Linked DNA regions of Mus musculus: region 2 is linked to region 1. The links are chromatin loops, found by intact Hi-C in ENCODE. Cell type or tissue: left cerebral cortex. All regions are shown on one strand.

Region 1 (2,500 bases):
TCTGCTGGGCCACTGACCTTTATAACTGCACAGTCATGGCCACCGCCTGACAGGCATGAAAAGAAGACAGACAATGGCCAAGAAGAAGACACCCACAGGGGAAGAAAATGTACTCATTCAAGGGATTTACTGCTCAGGGATGTCATGTCTCATGTCCAACTCCAGGATGCATTTGGTGGTGTTTAAGCCATGCATGTGCAACTGAATAAATAAAGTTTTAAATCGACTTTTAAAAGCTTTGGCTCAGTGAAGTAGATTAGAATGTCATGAGACCGATTGCCAAGGCAGTACAGACTCTGGAGATAACAGCATCATACAGTGGTCTGCAGTCGGGGGAGAAATGAACCTGGGTCCTGGGTTCCTCCCAAATTGGTTGGGTATCCTTTGGCCTCTCAAAAGAGACACCTACCTCAAAGTGCCTAACAACTTGCTTTTTGGGGTTGTTTGTTTGTTTGTTTGTTTTGGGGGAAGGGAGGGACGTCTCCAGATGAACAGTGGCTGAAGGAAGGTAATAACGTTTTAATGGTTGCCAAACCCAGTACGGTTATGGATGTTAAGTCAGCAGAAGAATAATCATAGGTTGTGTTTTAAGGCCAACAAAAACTTATTTCTAGTATTGATTACTGGAAAGTCATCTTTCCCACTAGGTCCTTCTGAGCAGCATGCACATGCTTCTTAAATCACAAGTATGTTCCCAACGTTGACAGTAGCTTCTGCTTCCGAATGTAGTAGTGATAATTAGGCAATTTCATAACAGCCAAGAACTTTAATCCTCCACAGGATGCCATCCGTGTTCAATTTAATGAGAATGTAATTGACCTTCCCTGCTACAAACTAAGCATCCCCCCTGGGCCGGGCTTGTTCATAGATTAAGATGACAGTGCAGGCCATCATCTGGAACATCAGACAATACTTTCTTGTGAGTCCTTAGGCCTGCATAATTGAAATAACAGCTGTTGGGACTGCATGGGAAGCACTGGGGAACACTGAACATGCTAACATAGTTAGCCTCAAATCAAAGGTCAGGAGATTTTAGTTTGTCACATAAAACAAAACAAAACAAGCAAACAAAAGAAAAAAAACACCATTCATGTAGCCTAGGATATCACATAGTCATGTGTTGAGCCTTCTTGGCACACAGCTAAGCTGTTTAGATATATTTTTAGTTTGTTCTCGGTGTCCCCATTTCTTTTTAAATCACTTTCTTGTGGAGGGGGGGGGGGAAGAGGGAGCCACATTTAAATTTAATGGAGACAGCGTTGGCCAGAACTTTGAGGAACATGAATGCATTCATCCCACCCCCTTCCTTAGAAGCAGCCTCCGGTGTGAGGTGAGATTTGAGTCATATTAATTTGTCCCAAACCACACCAAAATTTAGCTGTTCACATCTGAAACATCCCACGATTTCTGTTGCAAGGAGGAATTTGTTCAGCCATGTTACAGCTTCCTATTTCTCTCCTCTCCCAAGAAAGGCTGGTGTCCTTATCAGGGAGACAGCCTTCATTTCCCACAGTGTGGAGAGCTAAATAAATACTCTCTCACAGTCGATGCAGAGGTAACTTTTTTTTTGATGGATTAAAAAAAAAAGCTGTTCTGAAAGTCCATCACTATTCCAGCATCCCCATTCAGTGAGGGGCTTTTGTCTCTCTCTCAGTGGGAGCTGCCATTTTAATGGGACCTCCAGCGGGGCCTGATTTGATGATGTGAAGTAGGCCTGGAAGAATCTAGGAACTTTTTTTTAAATTTCGATTTTGGTTAATTTAACCATAGTAGCTTTCAAAAGGACTGAAATGTTAAAGTGAATCCACAGAAAATGTCGCTGAGAAGCGGCTACCAGATAATTTCAGGGACTCCTTTCTGAAGCGCTGTCCTGTGAAAACCAATCTCTTGAAGTTCTAATAGGCATTACGAGCTCCCTGCCCCCAACCCGCAATCTATTTTCAAAGAAGAAAACCGGGAGAAGAATTCATTCTCAGAAATATGCATACGTATACACAGACACAAACACCCGCCCTGAAACCAGATGAAACAGAATCGCTCTTAGCTGACTGGTGAGGCCAAGCCTGGATTTGGATGGCTTTGTGGTAATTCTGGGGTTTCCCTTCTCCCTGAGTCATAGTCACCGCGGTATGTGAAATACTCTCCCCACCGCACCACCTCCTCTCCCGAGATCCGGAGTGCCAAAGCTGCACACCACGCACTTGCCCCACAAAAAGATGCCAACCCCCTGGGCACACTTCCCAAACTTTTGAGATAAGACTGATGCTCTGGGCGGGGTGGCAGGGTTGTGGGGAGAGCAGATGGAGCCTGCAGAGCCAAGCCTGCATGCAGCCAGCTCTCCGAGGGCGGTGCTGGTGTGGGCTCTGCCTCCGTAGTCCCCGCGGCCACACGCTGACTGTGCTTGGCAGCTGCTCGCCCAGATGCCAACCGCTGGAATGTGTTTTATGTTCCCGCACCTCTGCTTGGCCTGCCTGGGGACAAACTTGCTGGGCCTCTCAAG
Region 2 (2,500 bases), 370 kb after region 1:
CAGCTCCCAATTGCTAACTTAACCCTTTTCTTCGTTAACTTTCCCCCCTGAGCGATGGAAGGGACTCCAGTTTCTCCGTGCCGCCTGTCTCCAGCTCATGCATTGCTCCATCGCTCTCCGGTGATTTGCAAATTTCATTCATACCTGCATGTTTGTGCACGCTTTTCGTGTCACTAGAATGTAACTGGGCCTTCTCACAAGGCGTGCTGTGTGGCATCCTTTTGCTGAGTCCCACCCCAAGAAAGGGAAAATGGAAAGAGATAGGGTCCTGGCTAAAAATCACCACTGTTAACACTTTTATGAATCTCAAGCACAAGTACTTTTTATGGAATTTTAAATCTATAAGACCCCTTCCCTCTACCCGTGTCCAAATAGTGCCCCTACAGAATTTTCCTATTTAAATGTGATTGCCTCAAACCTGGAATCACCCCAAAGCTGAGGTTCTTTCAGGAACTGATCTGGTATGGTCTGGTGACTTCCCAGGTCCTAGGCAGTCACCAGCACCTCATCTCCTGGTGATACTGTAAAGTGGACACTTTGTCCACCTAGCCTTTTGTTAGGCTGCCTATGCATGGAAAGTTCCTGTCGCTAACCACTGGACTCTGAGACTGTGGAACGTGTCCTGTATGCATGTGATCTTCAAGAAGGACCCAGGAACATAAACTTTCTAGTATTACCCTGTTGCGTGAAAAGGTGATCTTGGTAGTGTGTGCCTGCTGGGCCCTGGAGGCCATCATCTGCTCTCCATTTCTTATGCCTGGTGGGATTCCTAGCCACCTCCAGCACCCAGTCTCTGGACCTGTGGCATTACGTGTACTGCCACAAAGCCAATGCAGTAGGACAGAAGGGACTTTTTGCTTGTTCCGTGGGAAAGCCTGCTTGACTTTTGGCCAAGGCCTGGCACTCCCACATAGCTAACAGAAGAGCAGCTGGAAAGCCTTGTATGTTTGGTGCCTTTAGATTATACTGGCTTTGTTTCATTTCTCTGAACAGTGCTCTCAACGGGAAAAGGACAATGCTGCACCCTAGTGTCACTGCTAACCCACTTCATTATTTCCACCACAGCCATTTTACAGTCTGTGCCCTGTAGTTCTTCCCCGTGTAAACAGTGAACGGTTACAGATTCTATCCAACCGTCCAAATAGAGAATTATGATGCAGGCCTTATCGAATGAACCTGTCATGATTTCATTATGCTCATTAAGGGCCATGACAGTCCTTATTGGACAGGAAGCTGATTTTTTTTTTCCTAAGGAAAGTCATAGTCTCAGACTCTTAACAAGGTAAGCTGTAGACACATTTCTACTTTCAGAGAGCATTGAGTGCTTCAGAAGGAAAGCAGTTAGGCCATGACATTTAGAGCGTTTTCTAAGACCAGTATCATAGTTAAGTGGAGGTATAAAAAAAAAGATGCTGAACATGGAGTGAGGAGAACCGAGGCTGTCCGCACAGTGTGTGACCTGGGCAGGCATTCTCCTTCCTCATTTTGTCTTCCATCCCTACAGTGAGGTGGCACACCTGACCTATGTGTCTCTCACAGCTTTTTACAGGAGATGGAGAAGACAACAGGCTCTAAGTTTTATTCGTATGTATTTGTGTATGTGTGTATGTGTGTGATATGTATCCATGCATTAGGTGTGGTTAATATGTATTTACATATCAGACTGGCAGACAGACTGTTTCCCTGAAAGCGTCTGGCTTCTGACTGCTGTATTCATAAGGTTTCAAATCAGCAAGTATGTTCAAAGCTACTAATAACACTCAGGAGGCTGAGACAGGAGGATTTTCAGTTGGAGACCAGCCTGGGATACCTAGTGAAACACTATCTCAAAAGAAAAGATGCTGTCTGTCAATAAAGTGATTTAAAGTCTAAGCATGATTACAATCCGTTCCTAAGGGGCTGATAATGAGGATGTACTAAAGTCCTTGTACAAAAGGGCACACATTTCAAACTGTTTGTCAGCCATATCCCATACTACCCAAACCCATCCCCATGTTACTTTTCGTGATTATGACAACATTTTTACCCCTTCATTACCCACTATAGACCTGGCTATTGAGCACACTTATATGATGCCCAAGTCATGATTTTGCTCAATGATTCCAGGAAGTCTATCCATGAGTCTTTGTATGCCTGAGTAATGTAACTCTCTGCAGATGCCCAGTGGGGACAGAGTTAGTGTCTTGCCTCGGCACCCAGGGGCATGTGCGTGGGTGATGGCGAAGCTGCTCTTTCCAGGGAGGTCTGTGACCTGGGCTCTGTAAAGGGAAGGGAACAGTGATAAAGCCCTGTGACATTTACCTGTCACATTATATTATCCTGTGACATTTACCACCTCCTTTCCTAAAAGATGCTTGTGACCACGCTTTCTAGGCCTGCGCGTCAGGAAGTCAGAACAGAACCTTAATTCAGGCCAGCGCCATTTCTAGTTAGGGTTAAAATAGTTTGGATCATTATCTAGGTCACCATATATCCTGTCCGCTCAACTGTGATTTTGTCT

The links. Hi-C counts contacts between places; a loop is a spot of excess contacts. Peaks named below come from ENCODE experiments on the same cell type or tissue, not always from the same donor. Only the 100,000 strongest peaks of a DNase experiment are listed, where the experiment ranks them.
Region 2: a loop joins it to region 1, with 7 times the contacts of the local background. A loop is called at or near these places in 18 of 42 quality-filtered maps.

Annotation. Positions count from the first base shown.
Region 1 is chr5:3,150,096-3,152,595 of GRCm38, forward strand. No RefSeq gene overlaps it. Among named protein-coding and RNA genes, the nearest start is that of Gm36548, 120 kb to the right of the region's middle. In left cerebral cortex, no CTCF peak of the experiment used is centred here; DNase peaks (open chromatin) are centred at 1,304 and 2,203; H3K4me3 peaks cover 434 bases; H3K27ac peaks cover 312 bases.
Region 2 is chr5:3,515,917-3,518,416 of GRCm38, forward strand. All of the region lies in intron 6 of Cdk6 (cyclin-dependent kinase 6), which reads left to right. Among named protein-coding and RNA genes, the nearest start is that of Fam133b, 27 kb to the right of the region's middle. In left cerebral cortex, a CTCF peak has its summit at 1,014; a DNase peak (open chromatin) is centred at 945.